Regions from separate parts of the Mus musculus genome. Here all the other regions are linked to region 1. The links are chromatin loops, found by intact Hi-C in ENCODE. Cell type or tissue: left cerebral cortex. All regions are shown on one strand.

Region 1 (4,000 bases):
ATAATTTCAATGCTATATGTTAAGTGTTCCAAACAAAGTCAGATAATTAATGAAGTTGTTAATGATTAGAGTGTGAATTGTAGAATGAAGGAATAATCAATTGTTTCTTTCCAATGTTCCTAGATAGATAGAAATCTTCTCTATAATATATGTGAAGCAGTAGTGGGGCACGTGCTGGGCACCCATGGTACTGGGCTAAAATGTATTTTTATTGAACTATTCCCATTATTCTTAGAAGATGAAATTATTATCATTACTTTAAAGAGGGAGAAATTACAGCTAAGTGTTTGCATCATCTGGCCACAACCATATATGTAGGATATAGAAATAGGAGGACTGAAATTTGTTTTCTTTTTTTTTTTCTGAAATTTGTTTTCAAAGCTTACACTTTTTCTCCATTTCAGAGCAATGGCTCTCTCAAGTGTTGTAAGTAATCCATGAGGGTGTCAAACTCAAATCCCTCCTAAATACTTTCCCCTACACAACACTTTCCAGAAAGATAAACATAACATTTTCTTTATTATGTTTTAATTATTATCTATGTGCATATTTGTCTATATGTGTGTATGCTGACTTGTGTCCAGGTACCTGCAGAGGCCAGATGATATCAGATCCCTTGGAGCTTCAATTTATAGGGGAATGTGAGCCACTCAGGGTAGGTGCTGGGAACCTAACTTCAGTCATTTGCAAGAACAACAGTGCTCTAAATCACCAAACCATATCTCTAGCCCTTAACATGACCAGCCTTTCACTCTATATCCTTCAGACCATGTATTCAAGTATCAAGCTGGAAGTGAAAATGGGGAACAGAGTAGGTCTATCATCATTCTTATTTTAAACACTTATCTGTTTATTCTTCATTAGAAAGAACTCACCAAACAGTTGATGTTCAAAGGCATATCCACAATGCCTTGAGTAACTTATAGGAAAATGTAGATTAAAAAAAAGTGAAACTTTCACATACAAGTTCAATCTCTGTTTCTTGGTAGGTTTGTAACTTTAGACAAGTCTCTTCATGTCCTTATTTTTCAAAAAGCTCCTTTTCAGTTGTAGCTTAAAATAAAGCACTGATTGTTTTAAATCCTCAACAATTTGGCTGAAGGTGGAACAGGCTGGACTTGGTCCTGAGGTGGTTCCCTGGACATTAGATGATGAATTACTAGCTGTAGTTAAATAAGTAGATTGCCTATAATTAGACCATAGTGGGTAGACTTTTAGAGAGGAATCAAAGAAGGATAGTGAATCAGACTGTCTATGAATCCTTTTCTCCTGGATAGGTACAAGTTTAGCTCTCTCACCTCCTCAAAACTGCTCTACCCTGACCACATTCTCTAACACCGTATGTCACTTCCTAACTAACCCTTTAGCTTACTTTTCTCCTAAAAATTTTGTCGTGACCTGCACTATTACACAATTCTTTGCTTATAGATTTATTGTTTCCCTTTTATAGAATGGAAGCTCTGTGGAAGCAGAGACTATTTTTCTTAACTGCTCTACTCTAGGCTCCTAAAACAGTGTTTAGCACACAACAATAACATGTCTAATGCCTGCATAACCAAATGAACCCATGCCTAAATGGATAAAGGACAAAGTTCAGGACTCTTGACTCAAAGTAGGATATAGAAGATACTCATCATAGAAAGAAAGCATCAGCTGCAGCCTGTGAATACCAACCTTGGCTGCACAGCTAAGCCCAGCCCCTTTAAGGGCCTTGGATAGTAAGAACTCCACAAGGAACTAAAAGATCCAGCCTACTGGCTAAGAATTGAAGTACCCCTTCCGATTTCTGTTCCCTGGTGGCCACCGGGAGGTCTTTTTTCAGGAAATGCTTCCTATACCGCCCTCCTGTGGCCAACAGGCATGAATAAGCATGTGAATAAATACAGAAGAACTGCAATTTCCTCCTGTTCCTTTGCTTAGATCTATTTCAATCCTATTTCACATTTATTTTTGGACAATTTCAGTTCTATTTCAAACAAGCTTGTAGGCCAGGCCATCTGTCTCTACTCAGGGTACAGAGAAGACTTGCTAGGAAAGAATAGGAAAGATCCAAAAGGCTGTGCAGAGGAAGGGCAATGGTTCCCCTTAGGGTTATTATCTTTCTGGGGTAGTTAAAACCATATTTGCATCAATTCAAGATCGAGACAGACTATGAATGTGTTTGTTAGTATTATGACCCAGTGTTTAGTTTTGGAGCCTAAGCTCCTAAATAGTTACTTTCCTGGTTCCCATGACTCATTTGGAGAGCTACCACTCTAATTTTCACGCCTGAGTTTTATTTGCAAGCTTCATTTCAACTCTAGGTCACTGGATGGACATTCAGGACACTAAACACTCATCATCACATTAACTTTAGAATTTTCCTTGTAAGAAATACTAAACAAGAATTACATAAAAGAGGAAGAGTTGGGGTGAAGATGATCAACATAAGTTGTATGAAATTCTCAAAGAATTAATACAATTTAAAAAAAATAATTGTATATATAAGTGATTAGATAGGCATATTATATAAGTAAGCTGAAATTGGGTTATGAGGAGGAAACTTATTTCAGCTGGAGAATTTTTCAGGACCTGGGTTTGAAAATTTACATAGCTCAGTGAAGCCGGAGACAATTTTGCAGTGATATCTTGAGTGAAACTGTCAGGAGAAGGCTGGATACCACCAAAGCCTGGTAAAAAGACATTTGCAAGATAGTAGTTTATAGAGATCCATGAGCCCCCAGGTCACACTTCTGAAGCTCTCTGTAGACTGACAAGAAGAGTTCATACAATTTTAGTATGTTAAAGCAGCATGATACAGAATAGTATGTGTGATAAATGATCTTTTGGATAAAAAAGAGGAGGCATATGCTTACTCTGATTATATCTACATTTCAAAATTCTGAAGAGATACATAAAAAGCTATAAAGCTATTGGCCTACCCTATGGACCTACCCTATAGTAGGTGGAGAAACAATACCAACTTACTCATTCTTATAGATTGATTTTGTTTGACCATGCAAATATTATTTATTCAAAAGTTAAATAAGAAAAAATGTTAAATTTGCTGAGTAGCCTCCTCATGTCTCTTCCTAGCATAGCACTCTGTCTGTTTATCTAGCTCAATGATTCACTTAGTCAAGCTAGGAAGAAACCCTAGACTTAGAAGTGGTATATATTAATGGTTAAGAATACAAACTTTATGGCTTAGGAGATATCAGTTGGTAAAGTACTTATATCAAGGACTAAGGACCACAGTTCAATTCCCCAGCATGCATATAAAGATATCTGCAGTAGCGTGTATCTGAAAACCTTTCACTGGCAAGGCAGAGTCAGAAGGACCCATGAAGTTTGTTTACCAACTAGTATTCACGAATGGTTCATCTCCACGTTCAGTGAGAGAGTTTGTCTCAAAGAGGAAGATGGAGAGCTTAGCAGGTAAAAACCCAGCATTGATCTCTGGAGCCAATCATCTGAGAGTCAACCTTACCTCTATTTGTGGCTAATTATATGACCTTTAAGCAAGCTACTTAGTGTCCTTGGTTTGTATTTTGTTTGTCTTTTAATTAGAATTGTATACTATCTTAGTATTCTTTCTGTGCTTCATTCTAAGCAAGCACCACTCTTATGTCTCACCTGCAAATCAGGGGCATTATTGTGGTTGTTTGTCAGGGTTTAGTGATGGTATGCATGTGATGTAAAACACTTAAAAGAAATTTCTGACATATAAAACTGTAGCAAATCCTAGTAAATAATACTATTTAAGGATCTGAATACAATCTCTGCCCTCAACTCCTGGCAAATAATATATTCTCTGAGCTTCAATTTCCTTCTATAAATAGAGGACCCAAATAATACCTGCCAAAAAGATAATGACACAATGGATTTAAGCATGCTCTATAGAATGAAATCTATTCAGTTAGGGCTTTGTGCTAAATGAAGATTCCAGTTGCTCAAGGTTCTCCACTCCCGCCTACAGCTTTCAGAATGAGGTTACCACTAATGGACAAAGAACAGGCAA
Region 2 (4,000 bases), 170 kb after region 1:
CTTTATTTGGAAAATGAATTTGGAATTCTCACATTGGCATTCTCATATTGACAAATTTACAGATTATTCATCATGTAACAGTCTTAGAAGACATATTTCCAATTCAACTAGTTTATTGTTATTTCCATTATTATCATTTCACATTAGTTATAGGCACTTGTATAGTCATTAAACATTTTGAGCCTTCTACCCATGAAATCCAAATTATTACTCCCAAAAATTCAGATACAAAAACTGATGCTCAAAAGGGTAAATTTATTATTTATTCTAAATCTGACAAATATTAAGTAGCCGAGCCAACATTTTAATTCAAGTGTGTTTGACTTTAAGAGAGATGCCACTTTATCACATTGGGTTGTCAGGAAACAAAATCCACTGGCTTTCCTATTTATGTCAATAACCATTTGTTGACTGAGCAAGTGAGAGCCCAAGTGAATGAGAGACATACAGAATTGGTAGAGTGACATGGAAATAAGAAGGAACTTATTGACTAGTGGGCATTCATGTATGCTAGGAACTGGGATGGGACTATTCTTAAATTTGATTTTACTAAATCTTCACAATAATCCTGAGTGACAAATGTTATCCAGCATCCCATTTCCCAGATGGAAAATGGAAGATTACACATGTTCTACAAATTGCTCAAGGTAGCCGAGCAAAAATGTGGAGTTTGGTGTGTCCAACTCTAAAGCAAATTCTTTCCACTATACTGGCTTGTGCTAGAAACCTCTAGAATAGAAACCAAGAAAGAGCTTGGTAAGAGTACATGTGAACTATGATATAAAGGCAGCAACTGACTAGTACAAAATGAAGTGAAAGCCTCAGGCCTGAGCAAGTTGGAGGTAAATCAGATACTAACCATGATTTGGATGTGGTTCTTAGAGCCTGTTATCAGCTGGGTCAGAGATATAAAAGGAACTAAATGACAACTGGCTTCCCATTTGGGGTCCTGATGTCACCTTTCTTTTCAGAGATATATTTAACCCAAGTATCCGGTTTGGACCTCAAAATACAGAGCCGTGATGTGGGATCCACTTATATCCTAAAGGTGAGAGTGGCTGCAAAGGTGTGGTAAGACATGCACCAATCGCAGGAGTATGTTTTCCCACACTTGGTCTATAAATAAACATAAATCATCCCCCCACCCCATCCAGGATAGGGTATACTAACACTATCTCATCTGATCCTTACCCTGAGGGGGTTTTATCTGCTTCAAACAATCAGAGGCTGATGGTATCTAATACTTTCAAAAGACTCAAAACTTTCAGGGGTTCAGTCTCTTCCTAAAAGAGAGAAAAACAACAGACAAGTTTTGTTGCATTAGATCCTCCTATCCCACTTGATTTTCCAGAGCATGATACAATTGTATCTAGGCAGCTGATTTAAAAATATGGCTTATTTAATAATCAACACCTGCATTAATGTTACTGAAGGTAAGTTTGGGTGTAAATAACACTTTGTTTCTGAATACCTAAGATTCTGGTTGAGAAAGTAAAATAGCATTTGGACATGGTAGTAAAGTCAAGAGAAGTTTTTAGTTACAACTATTCTATGAACTGATGTCTGATCTTGGACAGATCTCAATCTCTTTCTGCACATATTACCTCATGCATACAATAAGAAAATCCCTCAAACTTTTAAACCCCTTGTAGTTCTGACAGAGAGTGACTACTATCCTGTCTTCATTATGCTTTGCTTTATGCCTTCACTATCTCTCATTTCTGAGGGAACTGTTACAGAAGATCCAAATGAGTAATTTCTTTGGTTCTTCTCTTCCTATAATACTAAGAAGAACTTAATATACTGAGCCAAAGCAGGCCATATGTTCCACATAAATGTACCTAAAAGAAGAGATGGGCGAAGGAGTATGTCCCAGGCAGTGACAAAGACTTCGAGATTGAGAGAATCTTTAGACCATGGAAAAGTGGGACCAGGGTTCCCAAAACTTTTATAAAATTTGGAAAATAATTTTACAAAATTATAAGCAAAATCAACATTCATAGAAATTACGCTGTAAAAAGGATTCAAGATGAGCTGGAATGTGCAAAAGGCCCAGGTACCTGCTATTCCTTCTAACTGTGGTATGAATTGTAAATGAAAAGAGCCTGACAAATGGCTGAGTCTGGAAGTACACCTTCTGAAATGCTGCAAAATAATTAAGGAGTTGAATGCAATGTTTCTGGATTTTAAATGATATAAATGAAACTTTTCTAATCCCTGAGTCTATCTGTGGTCAGTGGTCTCTAAAGGAAGACCTATAACATATAGTTATAGGTCTAAGTAAGACACAAAAGAGATAGGAATGTGATGACATCACAGGATGTTGAAACTATGGGATAGGTTGTTTTGAGGATAGCACATTGTATATATATAAGTGTAGGATAGAAAGTAGGAACTGGAGCATATGAGTCTTAGAACATACTAAGTACAGAGAAATGGGGGTACAGGTGAGTTTAGGGAAGAAAAGTATCTTAGTTTCTTTTCTTTTTAAATTTAATTTTATTATTTTTTTACTTACTCACTTTACATCCTGCTCACTGCCCCCCTCTTGGTCACCCCCTCCCACAATCCTTCCCCCCACCCTCCTCTCCCTTTCGTGATTGAGTGAGTGGGGCTCCCTGGATATCCCTCTTCCCTAGGACTTCAAGTCTCTCTGAGGCTAGGTGCTTCCTCTCCCACTGAGGCCAGACAAGGTAGCCCAGATAGAAGTACATATCCTACATATAGGCAACAGCTTTTGGGATAACCTTTGTTCCAGCTGTCCAGGACCCACATGAAGACCAAGCTGCACATCTGCTACATATGTGTGGTGAGGCCTAGCTCCAACCCATGTATTTTCTTTGGTTGGTAGTTCCGACTCTGAGAGCCCCAAGGGTCAGGGTTAGTTGACTCTGTTGGTTTTCCTGTGGAGTTTCTATCCCATTTGGAGCCTTCGATCTTTCCTCCAAGCTTCATCCACTGTTTGGCTGTGGGTGTCTGTATCTGTCTGAATCAGCTGCTGGGTGGAGCCTTAGTTTTCTAATTCTGTGAAAAAACACTATGACCATGGCAATTTATAGAAGAAAAAAGTTAATGGGAACTTAAAGCTGAAGAGTGTGGTCCATGACCATCTTAGAAGGTAGCATGGCAACAGGCAAGTAGGTAGGGCACAGCACTGAAGCAATAGCTGAGCTCTTATATGTGACCCATAAGAATGAGGGGAGCAGAAAGGGAAGGGAGGAGGGAGAGAAGGGAGGGAGGGTGGGAGAGACAGACAGAGAGAGGGGGGAAGAAGGAATAGCATGGGCTTTTGAAGCCTCAAAGACATCTCCAAGTGACACACCTTCTCCAGTAAGGCCATACCTTCTAATCCTTTTCAAACAGTTCAACTAACTCTGGACCGGACATTTAAATGTTTGAGTCTACGTGGGCCATTTTTATTCATATCACCACAGTCTTCTCTCTGTCTCTCATAGGCTCATAGACATATTCAAATGTATTTAGCTCAACTTCAAAAGTCCCCATGGTTTTTCAGTCTCAACACCATTTTTGTTTATTTATTTATTTATTGGATATTTTCTTTATTTACATTTCAAATGTTATCCCCTTTCCCAGTTCCCCCCTTCCGGAAACATCCTATCCCATCCCTCCTCCCCCTGCTTCTATGAGGGTGTTCCTCTACCCACCCACCCACCCACCCCAGCCTCCCTCCTCTCAATTCCCCTACACTGGGAACATAGTGAGGAACTATTAGACCAAAGAAAGACTAAAACCCAGCAGCAGTGTTAACTCTAAATGCTATAGCTACATATCTGATGTCAAAGGGCTTAGATAGCTCCTCTCTTTTGGCTTTGGCAATTGCAAAACACTTATTTCTTTTGAGCTATTTCCACTGTGTATATGCTGCTCTTCTTGGCAAGTATCCTATGGTTCTGCCATCTCCAAAATCTTGGAGTCTTCAGTGGAATCCCAACTTCACTCTTGTGGCTTAACCCTCTGGGCCTGAACACAGAAACACATA
Region 3 (4,000 bases), 110 kb before region 1:
CATTGCCCACACTGGTTTGCCCATTGCATTGTCCACTGAAGTTTCCTCTTCTCCAATAATTCCAGCTAGCTGTGTCATTTGAGAAATCTCAACCTCACCGTAGTAAATGAGTTAATAATCTTACCCAGCTACAGACCCCGCATGCTACAATCCTGATTTATCTGGTAAAATGCACACTTGCATGGTGGTATGACAGTTGGAGGGGCTAACTAACTGCATTCTGGTTAGATATGAGGATGCCACAGGAGAGACAGTATATGCTAGGTACCGTAAACCTGGTTTTGAATGGTTCTCAACATATTTCTGTCAATCTCAAATCCTCAGGCATGGAAATACAGGTATTGTTTAACTGTTTTTACAACCAATAACCATTATATACTTCTTTTTACTGCTATAATTATTATGCATGCAAATAAACTGAGAATACATATAGGTTCTAATCCATTGGGGACACCTGCCAGTAAGCTCAGACAGTTCTGTTGGATACTTGCAACACCAGTCTCACAGCAGAGGAAGAGATGAGTTGAACAGGGAAGGCTAATACTTTTTAGGCCTATTTCTTTTGACTATGTCCAAAATGTACAAGGTCAGTCTTGGCCCCAAGCACAGAGGGGTCCCATTAACTGATTTCAAAATTTCAGGAGCGTTTTGTGAGATACATGCTCAAAAACTGAGCAGTATCAGGATAATGTAACTAGGCAAAAGGGGGATAATATAGGAAAATATGTGGGTGTAATGCTTGAATTCTTCATTGCAGTTGCTATAATGACATATACAGATCTGGAAAGGCAGATATGGACAGCATACTTCAAGAGTGGCTACCTACCAACCTAAAATATTAACAACCTTGAATTCCCGATTCCTAGCCTTAGTCTAAAATTTCCTTCTCTCTTCTATCAAACTAGTGCTTCATGATCATTTTAAGTCTCAAAAGCATTCAGCATTTCCTAAAATTGGAAATATGTATACAGTCATGGGAATCCACTGCCAGTAACAATCTGAATATCCTATTGTTTATTTGAAACAAAGGAACAAAGACATATCCTATTTCTTTAGCAGAAGATTGGGAATTAGTGATGTGTTGCTAAAACTCTTGTGTTATTACATTTTTTCTATTTGTAGCTAATAAATGGTTTAATATGATTAGTGTTGAGATAAATGATCTAGAATAATCTACTGGCTCAGGAAGACCAATCAGAATAGGCCATGAATAACAGAGGCCAGTGAAAGAATATGAATAAAATACAAATATTTAAGTGTGAGTTCTAGATGTTTAACACATTAACTGTATGGCCTGGGCAAGCCACTTAGCTTCTCTCAACCTCAATTATTGCAACTTTAAAGTTAGAAAAGTTGATTTTGTTCCATGCTACAAGGCCAGCCTTGTCTAGTAAATGTAGCCTGGAGCTTTTATGCTCCTTCAAACTCCTTTTGGCAAACCTCAAGCTCTGATAAATCTCAAAAGCCTACTGCTTCTTGTAGCTTAAACTATCCAAGCAAGCTAAATATGAAGAGTTAAGTTCTATGAGTCAAAGAAAAGACAAAATCCAATATCTTCTATTTACATAGCCACTAACTTCAGAAATTTGACACATATTCAGGGTAGGAAAAGTACTTTCTAACCCACTCAAAATCACACATTTACTTGGGCTTACAATAATGTATCCTTTACTCTCCAAACAGTTCTCTCATTTCAATCTGTTTAACCTGCATGGTCAAAGTCATATATTCTCCCCCCCAAAGAAACCTTCTCTGATTATATATTCTAGCTGTTCTGCCCCTACATTGTCAAAATTCTAACACAGTGACAGCTCTTAAACTCTATTCACCTAGCACTTAACTATCATACCAATTATAGCTCTCAGTTTTGTTTGCTCATTGAGATTGTGCTCAGTAATGGGTCTTCTTTGAACTTGCAATACTCAGGGATTATCCACAGAAAGTTTATGGGGTCTTCTGAACATAGCAGGACAACAAGGCCTTTCTGAGTCCTGGGTGCTTGTGGTACTGTTGGTATCAAGCTTCTGACATGTCTGAGTGCCTTCACAGGGGTGTAGCAATAATATGCCCTAAACAGATAATATTTGGATCACAATTTCCCTGTTTAGTGGAGTTTACTGTTTCTAACAGGATACCAGCTTTTCTCCATTTCTCTTTTTTGTTTGTTCAAGGCAGGGGACAAAAAGTGTTAGTACTTCTCCAGGACTGTACAGCTTCTGGCCATAGCCTGTGACTCCAGCAAGGAACTACCCTAATCCCTGACATTACATAATTCAAACAGCTCTCAGATATTTCAACTTGATCCCGCTAGGTAATCCTAGGATTTAGCAAGACTTCACAGGACATTTTGTACAAATGACAGATGCTACAATCTGGAGTATAAAGCAGTTCAGGATTATAGCCTGACTCATGTATTTACCTCTACTACTTTAGAGGGGTCCTGACTACTCTTTCTCGGCCTAGAACATCGCAGTTTTCTATCCAAATCCTGGGGAATGCACATGGACAAGGGCAGGCTTGTTTTGGCCACTATTATATTCCAACATATACAGTACATGCTTAATAGTCAAAATAAAAATAACAATGACAACAGTAGCAATGAGGACACAAGCAGCATATACTCTATGCCAACTGCTATCCTAACAACTTTGCATTTGTCAACTTAATCACTGCTGACAAAAGTACTACAAGGTAGGTAGCTGCATCTAGTGATGAACTATAGACCGAGCGTACTGAATTTGGGATTAAATAGAGGAGCCAGGCTTTGGGTCTAAAACATCTGGCTCTCAAGTCTGTAACTTTCATTTAAAAATATGCTATATATTGCTTTAGAATAAAAATTGCTAAGTGAATGATTAGCAACATGACGTATATTGTAATCGTAGCAACTGCTAACATTTAGTAAATGCAACGGAACAACTGTATCTATACAGCCTCAGTTAAAGCTCATGATTCTCTTTAGATACCTATTTTTGTCAAATGAGGAATAATTATGAGCAGAGAAAACTTGTTTAAATTCAGACAAATTAGAAAAAATGGGTACCCACTAGTCTGGCTTATTACTCCACTACTTCCCAGTAGTTACCATGGTTCCCTATACAGCCTTTCTGAAATGCATTATATTGCTAGTTTAGTCAGACAGTGAAGAAAATGGATAAAATTAGATGAATAAAGACAACAGACAAATAAAAAGGAAAATAGATTTAAAAATACTGGGTCAACGTTAGACTGATTAATAAGAGATGATTAATAAGAGTCTAGTATCTACTTTTCCAGTTTAACTCCCTTGTCTATCTTATTTCTATTTTATTCCTTAAAGAAAATTCTTTATTTGTGTATGTATGTGCACCTGAATGTATGTATTGGAAACATGTGAGTGCATATGAATTTAGAGTCCAGAAAAGAACATTGAATTCCCTGGAACTAGGGTTAAGGGCAGTTGTGAGCCACCATGCTGGTGTTTGGAACTGAATGCCAGGTTCTCCACGGAGCAGTGTGTGCTCTTAACCACTAAGCCATCCCTCCACTCCCCTACCCCCACCTCTTATTGCTACTGTTGTATGTGAGCTGTTTAAAATGAATGGTTCTAGTTCCATCTATTTGCCTGTACAAACTTCTCGGAACAAAAGTCCTCTGTCCAGCATCATTACATGTAATTTAGTTTTTATTCCTCAGAATCCTGTGAAAGCAACAGAAATACAGTGCAGTGAAGATAGGGGACAATAGGACACATCGGAATAGGCACAGGTAAGAACTGTGAATGCAGAGAAAAGATTGCTTAGGACAATAATAGGGGTGTAGGAAAATTGGTAGATAATGGGAGAAAGAGGTCTATTTTGTTCCATGGTAAATAGTGAGAAGGAGAAAAAAACCTCAAAATAGGGAGAATTATTACCAAAACATCAAAATAATGGTATCAGGGAGAAAACAGAAAACATCTACAAAACTAAACTAATAGAGGAGCAGAGGCCAGTACATAGGATAAGAAGAAAGACAACAA
Region 4 (4,000 bases), 180 kb after region 1:
AGGCCTCTGTACAAGGTCACTTTTCAGACAAGGCCAGCCAACTATGTTTATGAACACTCTCCAGACAAAGACACTCTCCAGACAGAGACAGAGACAGGTGTGGTGGTTTGAATATGCATAACCCAGGGAGTGGCACTTTTGGGAAGTGTGGTCTTGTTGGAGGAGGTCTGTCACTGTGAGGGTGAGCTTTGAAACCCTCCTCCCAAGCACATGGGAGCCAATCTTCTCCGAGCTGCCTTTGGAACAAGAGGTAGAAGTTTCAGCTCCTCCAGGGTCACTGTGGCTGCTGAAAGCTGCAGTTCCTGCCTTGATGATAATGGACTGAACCTCTGAACCTGTAAGCCAGCCCCAATTAAGTGTTCTCCTTTATAAGAGTTGCCTTGTTCATGGTGTCTCTTCATGGCAATGAAAACCTTAAGACAACAAGGAAGCCCTGCTAAGGGGAGTACCCCATTTTGTGCTGAGCTCAGAAAGCCATCTAGTCATGGGGAACTGCTACCTTAATAACAAGGTTCCCTAACACTTGGCCACAACTTCCACCCCATATTTACTGAGCATCACTCACACTACCATTAATATTACTTTCATTAAAGTGATATATTTTTTCCTTTACAAAAATTTAATTATATACCTACCTATAAAATATAAACCCTTAAATTGGCAGTCTTGTATAAGCTTCCCAAAATTAAAATAAATCTTGCTGAATTTTAAAGATCTTATTAACCAACCACGGCTTCAATTAATTTTACATGTTTACTCATTTAATCATAATTAAAATTAAATAACATAAAACAAAACAGTCCCCAGAAATTAGATTTGGGGTTTTGTTGTTTTTTTCAAAAAAATTGTTTATTTTATGAATATGTGTGTGCCTGCATGAGTTTATGTGCACCGTGTAAGAATGAATTCTTAACTGTTGAACCATTTCTCCAGACTCCAGAATTGATTTTTCATAATGAATGTTTTCAAAATTTTAGATGGAAATGATAAATGTTCTGAAATATCTACAGGAAGTTCTATAAATGAATGCATTAATTTTCTGTAGCAACATACATAAATATTCACATTAAATGGAATATAGACTCTTATAGTATCATGCCACTTCAGATATTAAGACCAAATTAAATTGGGGTTTTTCAAAGCATTGTGGATTTTTAGAGCTGTGAACAGATATTTCAGACTTTCTCCCATTTTACAAATGAAAAAAATTGAGGCATGGAAATGCTCAAGAAATTATTCAAAGCTTTATTTCTAAGAGGTTAGAGTGTTAAAAGTGAATCCAGGTAGCCTGGCTGAACTGGAACTCTTAATTTTGCCAGAGGATTCCCCACTTCCATTATCTAAGTTGTTCAACATTCTCAAACCTTTACTTTGTGTCTCTACTGTCTTTTTTAGGGTTTTTACCTTCCTCCACAAGATTTACCTATAGTCTACTCCTTCAAAAGTACATTTACAATTCTGGTCCCCATGTCAATATTAAAAGAGCCAGGAGGCCCACACAGTGTTTTGCTTCTACTTTTTCTCAAGTGACAAAAGGCTTGTATTTAACTCCTCCATTGCATTTTATCCCAGCATCCTTGTAAAGGCTGTATTTATTTTGTACTTAGGTGGCTTGGTCCCAAATAAGTATATGCTTGGGATGAATTTGGGCATCTTCTGAGTAGAAGAAAGAGTTCACTCCATGAATAAGAATACCTAGCCTGAGCATTTTAAGAAAAAAAAAGGGGGGGGGGTAATTGGAAGTAAAGATGCATTGGCTTATGAATAGATATGACAAAATTATCATAATGAAGGAGTAAGGTTTGCATATTTTTTAAATACAGTATAGAAAAAGATGAAGAGTGTCTTACAATGGGGGTAGGGAGGAGGCACATCAAAGTGACTTTATTCTTTTGGGGGGAAGGCTTGTGAGAAAAGAAAAGCTCAATGGGCTCAATAGATCTTGGGCGACTGAAAAATAAAATGACTATTAGGTAGGCAAGGATAAGGAAGGAACTCTTTGAATAATCTACTTAAAGTCCGAGGAATGGATTGGAGCAGTTTCCTATCACATAGCCTTTAACTGCAATAGTTTCAAAATAGCCCAGCAGTGCTATCCAATGGATAACTGTGGAACTGCAGGCCACAGAATCTAAAGTTCCACTTGACACTAGAAACTATTAAGCTTCCATGTAAAACCTCACACTGACCCTAAGAAAGGCAGTTTAATATTTCTTCCTGACATACTTTTCCTCAACCTTTCACTACAGCCAACCCCTCAGATATTCCTTCATCGGTTTTCAGGCTTCTTTAAAGCTCTTATCCAGGTTATTCATTCTTCTTAACTCCTCAATCCAAACTCTGCCTGTTCTTCTCTAAGTGTTTTTGTTTAGTTGGGTTGGGATTTTATTTTTTGATATATAATTCTCACATATTCTAGAATATCCTTGAGCTAAGTATGTACTTCAGTGTAGACCTAAACTCTTTATATCCTTGTATCTACCTCCCAGGGTCTAAACTCACAGGAATACACCACCATACCCGGCTTTTGAGTGTTTCTTAATGATGAAAGCACTGAACGAGAAGACAGGAAACCTAGATTGTATACTACTCTGTCTTGGTGATTTATTTACTTTATGATCTTGGGTTAGTCACTTCCCCTTGAGGCATATTACGTTTTAGGCTTCCAATAGAGATAGAGTGAAAATATCACAAAAGGTCATATGTGAGAGTTCTTTATAAATAATAAAACAATTCTACATAAATACAGGATACCTGAATGACACCACTTTCATAAAATGTCTCCTTGAATTACCTTAGACTAGAAAATCCTAACTACTCCACAAATTCTTTTGGCACAAATTTTGGTGTCATTTATTTGGTGTTTACACATACACATAGGTCTGAGTTAATTTAATTCTAGAGGAACTAAATGCTTTTTGGAACCTATGGACATATGTGGGTTGATATTTCTCCTCTGACACCGATGGCTCAATAGTTTTAAGAAGTTCATTTACTTTTAAATAAAGTCATATCATTAGTAAAAAACTAAATAATCATAAATACCTCACAGAGATGTTACAAAGAGATAAATACTTACTTAAATAATCTACTTAAGTGCCTTGTTATCATGAAAGAAGTCAAAGTAGTGGTTAGGACAGAGTTGATTTCTATAAACCTTCAGTGATACAACAAAGGCAAGTGACGCAATCTCAGTTCCTGAACTGATGAGTTCTAAGATGTGAGGAATAATTCAGACTCCAGTTTTGACCCAAGAGACCAGGGAACCCACAGAGCACTGCCTTTTAAAGCCATGTTACTCAACACGCCTGGATCAATGATTAACTAGGAGAGCCACAACTTGTTAATGTAAAGACAATAACAGCCCACAACACAAATCCCAACCCTAAAGGAACTCTATATACCGTGACCTATCTGCCCAAGGCTTAGGGATCATTTCAGAAGACCGGCAAAATAGTATAAGAGCTTGAGAGTCTAAATGACAAGAAAACAGCATCTTCTGGAGCCATTCACAACACTTAGCTTGTGGAAAGGATAAACAGTTTTCTCTGAGAGTGTAGCCACTTGTAAGTCAGCCACTTCTAGAGAAGACCATACATGGAAGAATATTTGGGTACCACAAATTGGTCTTGAAGGATTTTTGAAAATAAGGACTGGTAAGTTTGGGGAGAATTGGCTGGATGAATATGATCAAAACACATAGTTCAAACTCTCAAAGAAATAATAAAAATTTAAAAAATACTACCAAAATCTATGGTCTAAGGTAAAAGGGAAATCATTTTATGGGAGTAAAGTTTTCACTTTGAATGATATAATAGTTCTAAGAATGTTTAGTGACATGTTTACAACATTATAAATATATATAAATGCAAGTAAACTATAAACTTAAAATGGCTACATTGGAAAGTGTTATGCTATGTAAAATTTTACTCCCATAAAATTTTTATCAAAATTGTATTAAATTAAACTTATGTCTAAATGTATTAGGGCTTCTATGAAT
Region 5 (4,000 bases), 120 kb before region 1:
TTGACATTAGTAGTTGAAACAGAAAGGAAATTCATCACCATAAGACATGTTTCATAGAGAAAAGGGAAATGGAATCTGTGACCTTTCAATGATACTGAGGTTATAGATCTTTTTATATTAATGGAGGATTCAAGGAATCCAACTACCCTGGCAGTAGTTTTAATGCTAAGCCATCACGGGCCATTGGTACTTTCATAGGAAGAAGCCTCCAGTTCTGTAGCCATTTTTGAAAGGTGGCAAATGCTAGAAATATGAGGGTATTAGATGCTAACAAATAATACAGGGACAGCATGGAAGAACTCCTGCTTTAAAGTCTATTTTTCATTTTCTCTTTCAAGCTTTTGATATCAAATATACCAACTCTAAAGATTTTTAGAATACTTTTTCTTAGGGCGCTATAGTTTCGTATTTAATTTCACAATAGATTCCTACTTAATTATTATAAAAGGTCTGGGCTTATATCAAGGTCCAAATTTGTCTATAGAAATCTAATTCAGACTATTTGTTGAAAATATTGCACTTTCTTTGCTGAATTGTTCTGTCTTTGTCAAAAATAAGTCACACATATGCATGTAGGTCTATTTCTGAATTCTTTCTATTAAACTATCTGTAGTGCCTCAGTTAATGAACTATATGAGTGTTGAAATTAGATGAACTAGGTACTTCTTTTTCATTCTTATTTTTTCAAGATTGTTTTATTTATTCTAGAGAAATAATCTGATTTTCAACTGACCTTAAAGTCTATGAAGATGGGGGGCTATGTTTATGATTCTGACATTGTTTGTATTGATAAATTCAATTGGGTTGATGAATTGGAAATTAGCATTTAACCCCAAGAAGTTATATATAAATTCTGAAAACCAAGACAGCAGAAAGTAAACAAAGTAAAGTGAAAAGGCCTTTTTATCAGCCAGATAACTCTTCCCTCAGAAAAATAGATGGTTGATAATGAATGTCCCATGGTGTTACAAATAACATGTGAAGGGGACACTAGAACAATTACTTAACTAATGACATTTGCATGAGAGCTATCTTATCAGTTTTCCCTTCATTATTTCTAGAATTCACTCAGAATCCTAGAGCTAATGAAAGAGCAGAAGGCAAGGACTGAGGAAAGTGATGTCTTATTAAGATTATCCATTCCTCGGAACAGTAAAAATACTGTCAGTAAAAAATAGCTTCCAGTAATTGAGATGAGAGAATCAAATGAGCTCTTTTTTTCAAACAAGAGATATTACCATCATCAGGACCCTGAGATGAAGAGGGGAGAGCAGTGGTCTCAGAATCAAGATGACAGGTGAAAAATCACTTTACCTTGAATGTTTTCAGTTTCTTAACCTGGAACAGGGGCTAATAGTGCCATTTTCTTTGGGTTACTATAAAGATGAAATGAAAGAAATTAAGAAACTTGGTACTACGTAGACACTCTAGAAAGCGGAAGGGAGCTCCTTCTTTTTGCTCAACTGAGCACTTTAGTTTTGTTCTGATTCATGAAAAAGAAAAGAAAAACTATTTCAAATTTGAGCTGATTCTATTTGGATTTGAATTTTTCAAAGGCATTTCCATGTATGCCTCGGAGAAAGACTATTTTGTTCAATTTGAGGCTCTTCACTTTGGTTTGGGGCTACTGATTAGGTAAGCATTTTTAGACCACTGAAAGAAAGCTGAGAACAAATCCCTATATATTTATGTTTATTAAATAAATTATATACATGCATTATTGCCTGCCTCTCTCTAGATTATTCAAGAAATTTTTCTTATTTTGAAGTAAACACAAAAATACTTTTTGAATTTTGTTTTGTTTATGTAGCCAATAACGTAGATATGACCACCCCACATCCCTTACTCTCAAAAATCAAAACACTAAGAGCATTTGTTAGTTGTTATCAAGAATACCTGGGTAGCTGGAAACTATTTCAAGTGAACCTCAGTATAGAAAGGAGCCAAGGAATGTGAAAACACATACCCCATGGTTTCCCAGTCCCACACAGACAGTGAGTGGGTTTGGAGGAGTAAAGGCAGAAGTACCTTTCTGTTTAGAAGCTTTTCTCACAGTCATTGCAGCCTGTCTCTTCTGATTTTCAGAAATCTCAAAGCCTACAAGAGACAAAAAGGGAACTTTGTTACGAAAACCATGTATCTTCACACACCACAAAAAACGAGTATACCTTTCCTTCCAAAGCTATCTGACAAATATATCCAAAGGGGGAAAAAAAAAACTTCAAACAAAATGCTGGCAAAGATGTAGGGAAAGATGAACTCTTATTCACAGCTGAGCAAAACTTCGTAGAGTTGTTAAGAAAATCAATATGGAGGTTTCTGAAAATATTAAAAATAGAACTACCATATGATTGAAATTCCTGAGCACATCCCCAAAGAACTCCATATCCTACTACAGAAGCACATGCTCCTCCATGCTGATAGCTACTCTAGTCATAATAGGCAGGAAATGGAAACAGTTTAGCTGTCCACAAAATGATGGGTACACAACAAAAATATGGTATATGTGCACAATGGACTTTTACTTAGTTAAGTAAAACCAAAGTACAAAACTTGCAGAAAACATTTGATAGAAAATTATATTAAATCATGTAGCCCAGATTGAGAAAGACAAGTGTAGCAGATCTCTCTTATATGTGGAGCGTAGATTTTAATACAAGTGTGTGGGCATAAGTCATGAATTGGAGAAGGAACTGGGAGAAGGGTAAATGAAGTTTTGGGGAAGGGGAAAAGTAATAGAATATATGCTCTTTGAAAGCAGACAAGAGGTAGAAGAGAACAAGGGAGATGAGAGGATGGTGGTTTTTTTGTAATGGCAATCCATGATCATTTGCTATTTTTTTTTTTTGCTAATAGTTATTCCAAATGGATGAATGAATCATTAAGGTTTTGATTTATTCATTTCCATTGATTAGTGAGACTGATCACGTTTTCATGTATCTAGGGGGCCATTTGGAAGTCTCCTTTTGAAAAACATCTACTCATGTCTTTAATTCATATTTTAATTAGGTTACTTGCCGTCTTGTATTGAGTTGTTTCAGTTTCTTATAAATTCTGAAAATAAATACTGCTCTACAGCACTATCCTCTGAGCTAAACATCTGTCATCTTTATAAGTCCAGCTGTGTCTTCTTGCAAAATATTATCACAAGGGTATCTAGATTGTCTTCTTAACCAGGTGGATGTAGTTCTGTCCTAATTATATGTGGTCTCATGGATTCCAGGAGGTGCTACAGGCTGGTAAAGGCTAGAGAAAAAGGATCTATTTATGCAGCCATAGTGGGCACAGACCTTCCAGTTGGCTGCTTTAGGGTCACCTGTGTATCTGGCCATAAACCCTAATTCTTGCTCTATAAGTAAGCCTAATACACTCATTAGTTCTTTTGGGTGAAAGTTCTATAAAATTAAACTTTAGTTTGTGTCATTAGGAACTTAGAAGGAATGGGATATATATTATCAACTTTCCAATATGAACAGAATTCATGCAACAAATGTCACACTATACGTTATTAAGAGTTTTCTCCTAAAATGTAGCTATCTCATGCTTGTTTTTCTTTATTTTTTCTTTCTTTTTCTATAAAGTTTTTTTGAATTTGTATTTCAAAAAGATACTTGCATTTCCAGGTTTATTGAAAACTCTATTCATAATGTCAAGAATATGTGTTCAACCTAATTATCCATCAATGAACAGACACAGAAACTGAGACTATACTATTCAGCTGTATAAAAACATGAAATTCTGTCATTTTTTTATAAAATAGTAGGATTACATAAAGTAAGATAGGTCAGATGTAGAAAAGACAAACACTGTATAATCTTGTATCTTAAAGATTAACATCATATATGTGGGGAGCAGAGGGAGTAGAGAGAATTCAGAGAGGTCATTCAGTAGGTTCAATGATATAGTCAGATAAGAGGAATAAATTCTTTGTTCTGTGGCATAGTAAGATGAATAGAGTTAATAAAGCACTGTATATATCAAATAGTTAACAGATATAATT
Region 6 (4,000 bases), 270 kb after region 1:
AGCCTGGCAGCTTAAAACAAAAGCCTTGCAGGCTTTTTCTCCAGGTAGAAGGCCTCTTGCTGATGGACTGGCTCAACAAGTTTAAGGCCAGATCAGGACATGTTTACACAACAGTTTTGGGTCAATCAGCCATCTGGCCTTTCTTCAAACTGACCAATCCTAAATTAGTGAAGGAAGACCCTTCAGAAACTTACCAAGAAAAAAAAAAAAACAAAAAAAAAAACCAAAACACAACAACAACAACAACAACAACAAAAAGAAAAGCCAAATAAATAAAACGAAGCCCCTAAGGAGCCTCTGAGCTCTGGCTCCCTGAGTACCCCTCTATCTTGTGATGGGTCTTCCCCTGTGCATGCTTGCTGTGTGTATCTCTGTGTATGTTTCATACATGTCATACAAGCATTTCTTTACAAGCACTGTGTTGCTGTTTGCTCCTCTGTGCTGTGTTCCAGAATTTTCCCACTGCTAGCTGCATGTTCAAGATTTTTCCTGCCTTTAAATTATTTAACAGGCAGAGAAAACAAAGCTGATCAGGACCCCTAGACAGCAAAGGTTCTACAAGTAAACTCATGAGAAGATAAGCCTGCTGCTGTTTTCCTTATTTCTTTGGACTAGTGAAGCAGGGGTATTTCTTCCATACACTGAGTGCAAATATTACAGTTCTTGAGGTGCCAACTTTTCCCAAATACTTCCCTTCTCCAGATACTTCCAGCCCCCAGCAGGCTGCAAGCCTTAATCTCTTGACTGAGAGGAAAAAAAAAAGTGTTCCCAGAATGCAACTGCCACATAAACCCAGGCAGCTTTCACTTTTAAGGACTAGGCTAGTGGGAGGAGGGAGTAGTAGTTCATCAAATGTGCACTGACTGAGTGGTGCTTCCTGGAGACCTTGGGCACAACATAAAGGACTACCACAAAAGAGCAATAGGCTGTATCTCCTCAAATTGCTGTGTCTTGCTTGCTTTCTAGGCCACATCTATGACCATAGGGGGCTTAACTGCTAGTCCACACAAAAACCTGTGTAGCTGAGAGATGTGGGGGGTAAAAAGAGGCCTGAAGGATATTTCTCTAGCTTTTAGCAAATAAGTATTTAGGCCCAGGTGCTCCTCCCCAACCTATGAAATGCCAAAAGGAATCTTACAGTGTGAAATTTCCCTCTTGTGATAGCATGCCCCTCCCCACACCTCTACTTAGAACTTTAGAGGTAACCTGTTACCTACCTAACTTGTAGGATGCTTTCAATCTCTAAGACCCCATTTAAAAACCCTTTCAAAAACTCTATTATTGGGCTGGTGGTGGTACACCCCTTTAATCCTAGCATTCAACACAGGCAAATATCGATGAATTCAAAGGCACTGGCTTACAAAGCAAATTCCAGAACAGCTGGGACTACCTAGTGAAATCCTGTTTCAAAATAATAACAAAACCCCAAATTACCCCAATACAAATACCCCCAAACAATCAAACACCCTTCCATTCTTATCGCTGGTTCGAAGGTGCATCCACCACCCCCAACCCCTGACCCTGACCAGCCTTTGTTCAATGATCTAAAGATCTTCGCCTAAAAAGATTAGATCACCATTTCAAGGCTTGATGTTTGGCAGTTCCCACCACTGGGTCCTAAACTCTTTTGCACCTCTGAGTTATGCCACCTCCACCACTCACCCTGCCTGCCAGGCACTCCCTTTCATTTCTCATTCTGTCTATTCTTTCTCTACCAAACTCCTGTACTTCCCAGCTGCTTTCTAAATGCAGAGAGAGAGATCTCTCCATGGCACTTTGCCTGTAGGCTCATGAATCAGCAACCAAAAGTATGCAGAGCTCCAGGGTTTGAGCAGTCCAGACCCTGATAATAGAGGGAACTAATTATGACTTTCTTTTTGAATGTAGTAGCAACCCAATCCCTCTTTCCACCCACACTAGGTATATTATATCCATATCTGAGCCTTAGGCACGTTTACTTTATGTTTCATGGATTAAGGCAAACACAAGTTGGGAGGATAAAGGTCTTTTCTAAAGTTCTACAAAGACAGAAAGTCCTTCTGGAACATTCACTCATTAATTGCTTTATAAATCTAGGATCCTAGAGGGTTGTAGCTGAGGCCTAGGCTTTATTTACCCCTATGAGGGTTCTGAGAGAACCTAAATACCTATATAAGGGAAACAAAGCAGAGTCAGTGAAACTTAACTGTACAGGAGTTCCAAGAGGTCTGCTCATCTAGAAGCAGCCTGAAATGCCCCAAAGAGAAAGTTGGTTGAGAACTGAGGCCTGAAAGGGAGGGACTTGGACAAGTGTAGGATGAGAGTGTTTGAGTGTGGGAAAGGTGCTGGACTGAAGTCAAAGCAGGGCAGAGTCAGATGCTGGAAATAAAAGACCAGCTGCAAAGATGTGTTGAGGTCTGGTCAATTAGGTAGGGGTGAAAATAATGTGGTATCCCCAATCCTAGCTTGGGTGTATGTGTGTGTGTCTATATAGCTATATCTATAGATAGATAGATAGATAGATAGATAGATAGATAGATAGATAGATATCCCATGTTAACGTTACAAAGTAAGAGATTTATTTACTGGGTCTCAATGCCCCACTATAAAGCTGTCCAGCCTGCACAGTCCCTTAGTCAAATCCCCTCTCTTATTCTTCAGGAATGCCTTAATAGTCCAGAGTGGTGCACAGAGTAGGGCACTCGAAGGAATGGGCTTTGTTGGAATCTCCAATGGTAGGACAGAAAGTCCAACAATGCAGTGCCCGGAGACCAGTCCATACCAGTGTTGCTGAGGCAGGCCAGCCAGAGACGCAGAAGACATATGCGAACAGGGCTGTCTACACTTCTCTCAAGGCGAGTCCAGCGACAGGGAGGATGGTCCTGCTGTATTAGTCCCGCTGCCGCCTTTGCCTCCCATGGCTCATCTGGCAAGCTTAGCCCCTCAAAGGGGAGCTCAGGAGAAATCACGCCTTTGGGCGGTCACCAGTGTCAGAGGTGTCTGCAGCAGACAATGACAGCAGTCTGGCAGGCTGGGTATTTTAAGTAACTGAGAAGTTGTAGGATTTGTCTGCCTTATATATACTGTGTGTTCTTTACTACAACGACGGCCCCCTCCGCCTCTAGCAGGGAAATCCCCCCACAATATTGTGCCTATTGCTATTTTAAACCAAAGGCTGGAGAGAAAAAGAAAAAAAAACGCGCCCTATGCCCTACAAGGGAAAAGAGGCGCGTAGGGGGTGGGGGCGGCAACAAAGCGGCCTTGCAGCTCTAACCCAAGGGCCAGTAAGAGCTCCTGGTCCAGCCCGCCTGCAATGGGGGTGGGAGCCAAACGACAGACTGGAGGCCCAGGAGGGGGTGCGGCTGGTTGGGACCATAGGACCAAGGTTCCAGGATAAGTGGGAAGTTCAGAAACCCAACTGTGCTCCCTTGAGGAGGAACAGACTGTGGATATCTTAATCCACCCTAAAGCCAGTCTCAGTCTGGCCATAAGCGAGCGCGCCAGCTTCCTCTGCAGAGGAGAGACATAGGAGATGCACCGCAGAGGGGAGGGGCCACAGCAAGGCCTCGCGGGTGAGCAGCACCGGCCTAACAGCTGTTCCAGAAAATATACTACAAACAAAGATAAGGAGTTCCCGGCCTGCAAATGCGTTCTCCGGGTGCTGGCTAGCGGCGCCCTTCCCGGAACCACGCAACAGCACGTGTGGGCCCATCCCAGCCTCCCATTACAACCTAGAGGCGTAGCCCAGGATAGTCCGCCCGCCTTCCGGCCCTCCCACCCCACCCCCCAGCCACGGTCGCCCGGACCCTAAAGACTAACGGCCGCTGGGCCCTTCGCTGGACAGTACGCAAAGCGAGTTCAAAGAAAGACCAGCAAGAGGCTGGGACTCCGATCAGCCAGGCTCTGGAAACCCTAGTCCAGGAGACCAGAGCGGAGCACGCGGGGATGCACTAGACCTTCAGCAGGATGGCTCTTAGCTGTGTGCAATGCTTACCCTGCCAGGTCCAGCTCCCAGCGCTGT
Region 7 (4,000 bases), 59 kb before region 1:
CAAAACAGTCTATTTGTATTGCCCTTGGTTGCCTATCATAAATAAATGGCTAACATCCTATTGCTGAAAATAACATACACTCCAGTTGCAGGACATCAAGAAACTTTCTCCCTTATAGCTAGGTTTCATAATGGTGGAAAGTGTTATGAAGGCTGCTGGGGAAGAAAGGAGATCGATGGTTTTGATCAATGCTGCATGTTGCATGCTACAATAATGATCTTCCAGGCAAGATGCACACACTGACGCCATAGTGGCAAAATAGCTTAATTGGGTAACCAACCACTTTCTTAATTGGATTTGAGCATGCTCCACAGGGAATCATTTGTGCCTGGCACTGTAAACATGGTGAAAATTCATGGCTAGAGAATTTATAGGCTGTAGGCCAGAACTGATTAATAGCTTATTAGATGGCCATGTTGTAAAAATCCTCTACAATGTTTGTTATTATATCCATAGATTTGTGCTATTTTCAACCTTGGTCATAGAAGCTTCTGATTGTGGAGTGGTTAATGAAGAGACTCAAACTCTTCAAAATGCTGTATGTTCAGCCACAGATGGGACATCTACATTACCACTCCCACCACACACTCCAAGGCTCAGGAGATATCACAGAAGAGGGGCTGGAGAGGATATAAGAGCTGGAGAATGGGAAGAATTCAGCAAAAGGCTAGCCTGAGTTTACCACATACCTGTTATACACAGGAACTCATAGCAGCTCTGTTTACACACACAAGCTCAACAAAATTAAAAATTCCAGGATGGAGGGGGAGGGGCGTGCAATGCCCTATCAATAACAGTTGATAACTGCTAAGAGAAGGGAAAGTCACTTCTCTTCGGTGTGGGCAGAGTCATTTGAAGGTTGTCTATGCCTCACTGGCTGACTCCACACACATGCACATTTGGGCACCATTAACTGGAGTTAGGAGGTTATATAAAAAAAGACACTACTTTAGGAGAGATAGAAGATATGTCATGAAGGGTGTGGTGGAGGTTGGAGAGAGAGTGAGGCATGGATGAACATGACCAAGATACACTATAAATATATAAAAATATAGAAGGTTTCTATTTAAGCTATCAAATTTGAATACACTAAGTCCTGCCCTGTTTGTTGCTATGATGAAATCTATTTTTTTATGCTGAAAATCAATCTAACCCAAGTTACTCATCTTCTAGAAAATAGGCACTTTTTGACTGAGATTCAGAAAAAAAATTCTTAAAACACAACTTTGGATGATGACTTAGTGAAGCACTGGCTTTGAATCCTTGAATTCTCATCTTAGGAATCCTTGTCATGAGATAGGACATCATTACCTCTAGCCTGGGCTACAAATCTGCCCTTGCTAGTGGTATAAGGAATTGCTTAGAAACTAGTAGTTATGAAGATAGTTTTTAAAATATGACAGATTTAAAGAAAGTAGGAAAGCAATTACAAAAATACTTCCTTAAACCCTCCACTGACTATATAGAACAAGTTTTTCTCAGATGCTACCTCATAATTCTAGAGGCAGATGGTGTCAGCCTAAGGGATAATAATAACAACCTCGTGAGGCGTGTTTTGGGCTATGCCATCTATTTGCATAGGTAGGTCCACTAGGGTCTTACTCACTCTCATCTTGCAGAATGCTACAGATATCTCAAATCTGGCTTGTTAATGTCAAGTGTTCTCTTGCAACACTCTCCTTGTATTTTTACCCTTTGGTGTTCTTTATATAGGCTATGGTATTCTCTAATGGCTACCCAAGTCATACGATCCTTCCTCACCCCAACTTGAGCTGAATCACATCTCTTCCCACACTATCCTCTGTATTTTATGTGCTAGCTTTTGTGCAAAAAACTATAGAAGGGCTGGACTAATGGGAAGAATTTATAGGTTTGCTATTTTTAGCTCTGTTCCCTGATACATCTAATCTGTTCTTAGACTCCTATGTACTGCACTTGTCTACAATTTAGTTGCTTACAAATGAGGGTTAAGTGCTAAGGTACTGCTGCAGTAACATTATGTTTCCTTGTAAAAATCAAGTCACCAAAAAGAGCACACTACCCAATTACAGATGCAGCAGGCTCATTAGTCGCAATACTACTATGATTAACTTGAAAGCCTGGCATTATCAGCATGTTCAGACCTTTGGGTAATCCATGTCCTTGTGTAAGTGGCCGAATGAGAAAGAATATAATTTCTGTATGCTGAGGTAACCTTAGCAACATACATGTAGGAGCAGCAAGATGATTCAGATGGAATAACTTATTCAGATGATGAATAAAAACTGAAAGCTCAGAAGCCAGAAGATAGGAGAGGCTTGGAAGATCTGCTCTCAAACTCTAGACACTCGCATACAAAGATACGTTCTTTCTTTCTTTTTTCTTTTTCTTTTTCTTTTTCTTTTTTTTTTTTTCGAGACAGGGTTTCTCTGTGTAGCCCTGGCTGTCCAGGAACTCATTTTGTAGACCAGGCTGGCCTCAGAAATCCGTCTGCCTCTGCCTCCCAAGTGCTGGGATTAAAGGCGCGTGCCACCACTGCACAGCAGATAAATTATTTTTAAGTGGAGGGCATGAACAAGGGAAAATAAACACATTTCTGACATTAGCTTTAAAAGGTTGGTATATCAGCAGTACCATTGTTGAATGATACCTCTATGATAAGACTTTCCTGTCAGTACCTCCTTTGCATAATTTAGTTTCATTCTCATAACAAACGATTCAGATTGGTGCTGTTAATATCATTAGTTTACATATCATTGAAGCACAGAAAACACAAGCTCCCTGCTCAAAGACAAATATTATTAAATGAGAAATGTCTAATTCCAACAAAGAAAAATAATCTCTAGACCCAGTGGTCTTGGCCACATAGGCCCATTTCATGAGTAGAAACTCCAGAAAGGCAATGACATCAAGATGCAGGGAGCTAACTGTCAATAGTTGTGTAAGATTAGAGATAAGATGAATACTTGTAATGCAAAAGGCATTATGAGGGTATGAAGGCCAAACTGCATGGGCCAACTAATTCAGGCCTATTGCATTATCCAATTGAACCAAATCCAACTAAATGAAAAGTTAAGCCAGAACCCACTTTCTTTCTTTTTTTCATATATAAATATTCATTTATTTTTCCAATTAATTTTTATATGTACAATTTTTATTTATTTACATTTCAAATGCTATCCCCTTTCCTGGTTTCCCCTCTACAAACCCCTTATCCCATCCCCCCTTACCCTGCTTCTATGAGGGTGCTCCCTCCCCCACCTACTCAAGAATCTACTTTCTTAAACTAGGCATATGAGCAGTCACAAATAATGAATCAGTACAGAATATGATCACATAACAATACTTGTAGCTTCTCTTAGACAACTCGTAGGAACCAAAGTAAGGTTCATGGGTAATACTGAGGATTTTTATGCTATAAAAAGAAAATTCTGATCAGAATATGTTGGCGCATCGCTATAATCTGAGCAATATTAAGACTGAAACAGGAGGATCATAAGTTTAAGGTCAGCCTCGGTTACATAACTAACATCTCTCAAATAACATACTCCATTTAAATAAAGAAGGAAAAGAAAATATGAACATTCGATCTCCATGCATATTCAGAGGGTCAGAAATATTTGTAAAGGATTATGTACTATCATATAAATAACACTAAATGATCAACCCAAAGTGCTATTGGAGAGTGGTTCAACATAATTCTAATGATCTATAGGATCTTTGATGGGTCACATCCTATCTTGAAGCCTTTATTCCCTCACTTTAGATCTGTAACTGGGATGGCAAAGAGGAGAAATTCAAGGTTTGCATACTAGAGTAAAGGTTAGGTAATCCTCTGTGACAGGGAGAAGCAAAGGCAAGGTAACACTGGTGGACGGAGAGTGGCACATATATGCAATACCCAGATTCCCCAAATGTCTGCAGCAGCTTTCAAACCAACAACTCCAGGCTCTGCACAGTCCACAAGTATCTACATGTTCTTCTCTTTGAAAAGGAAGGGAGGACTATGGATCTGTTTTCT

What was found. Peaks named below come from ENCODE experiments on the same cell type or tissue, not always from the same donor. Only the 100,000 strongest peaks of a DNase experiment are listed, where the experiment ranks them.
Region 2: it touches region 1 in a loop (5-fold over the local background); 3 of 42 quality-filtered maps call a loop at or near these places.
Region 3: a loop joins it to region 1, with 3 times the contacts of the local background. A loop is called at or near these places in 4 of 42 quality-filtered maps.
Region 4: it touches region 1 in a loop (4-fold over the local background); 3 of 42 quality-filtered maps call a loop at or near these places.
Region 5: a loop joins it to region 1, with 2.2 times the contacts of the local background. A loop is called at or near these places in 2 of 42 quality-filtered maps.
Region 6: a loop joins it to region 1, with 4 times the contacts of the local background. A loop is called at or near these places in 4 of 42 quality-filtered maps.
Region 7: a loop joins it to region 1, with 3 times the contacts of the local background. A loop is called at or near these places in 2 of 42 quality-filtered maps.

What each region holds. Positions count from the first base shown.
Region 1 is chrX:95,174,292-95,178,291 of GRCm38, forward strand. It overlaps a transcript of Arhgef9 not described here. Among named protein-coding and RNA genes, the nearest start is that of Arhgef9, 9.8 kb to the left of the region's middle. In left cerebral cortex, a CTCF peak has its summit at 1,838 (motif pointing left); a DNase peak (open chromatin) is centred at 1,906; H3K27ac peaks cover 730 bases.
Region 2 is chrX:95,342,546-95,346,545 of GRCm38, forward strand. No RefSeq gene overlaps it. Among named protein-coding and RNA genes, the nearest start is that of Amer1, 100 kb to the right of the region's middle. In left cerebral cortex, no CTCF peak of the experiment used is centred here; a DNase peak (open chromatin) is centred at 1,867.
Region 3 is chrX:95,060,842-95,064,841 of GRCm38, forward strand. All of the region lies in intron 7 of Arhgef9 (CDC42 guanine nucleotide exchange factor (GEF) 9), which reads right to left. Among named protein-coding and RNA genes, the nearest start is that of Spin4, 36 kb to the left of the region's middle. In left cerebral cortex, no CTCF peak of the experiment used is centred here; no DNase peak of the experiment used is centred here.
Region 4 is chrX:95,357,155-95,361,154 of GRCm38, forward strand. No RefSeq gene overlaps it. Among named protein-coding and RNA genes, the nearest start is that of Amer1, 86 kb to the right of the region's middle. In left cerebral cortex, a CTCF peak has its summit at 2,097; a DNase peak (open chromatin) is centred at 2,095.
Region 5 is chrX:95,052,915-95,056,914 of GRCm38, forward strand. Arhgef9 (CDC42 guanine nucleotide exchange factor (GEF) 9) reads right to left here. Exons shown (of 10, transcript NM_001290385.1): 9 at 2,029-2,097. Among named protein-coding and RNA genes, the nearest start is that of Spin4, 28 kb to the left of the region's middle. In left cerebral cortex, no CTCF peak of the experiment used is centred here; no DNase peak of the experiment used is centred here.
Region 6 is chrX:95,440,685-95,444,684 of GRCm38, forward strand. It overlaps Amer1 (APC membrane recruitment 1), which reads right to left. Exons shown (of 2, transcript NM_175179.4): 1 at 3,974-4,000. Among named protein-coding and RNA genes, the nearest start is that of Amer1, 2.2 kb to the right of the region's middle. In left cerebral cortex, no CTCF peak of the experiment used is centred here; DNase peaks (open chromatin) are centred at 1,722, 3,036 and 3,590; H3K4me3 peaks cover 1,193 bases; H3K27ac peaks cover 684 bases.
Region 7 is chrX:95,115,777-95,119,776 of GRCm38, forward strand. All of the region lies in intron 2 of Arhgef9 (CDC42 guanine nucleotide exchange factor (GEF) 9), which reads right to left. Among named protein-coding and RNA genes, the nearest start is that of Arhgef9, 49 kb to the right of the region's middle. In left cerebral cortex, no CTCF peak of the experiment used is centred here; DNase peaks (open chromatin) are centred at 1,698 and 2,172.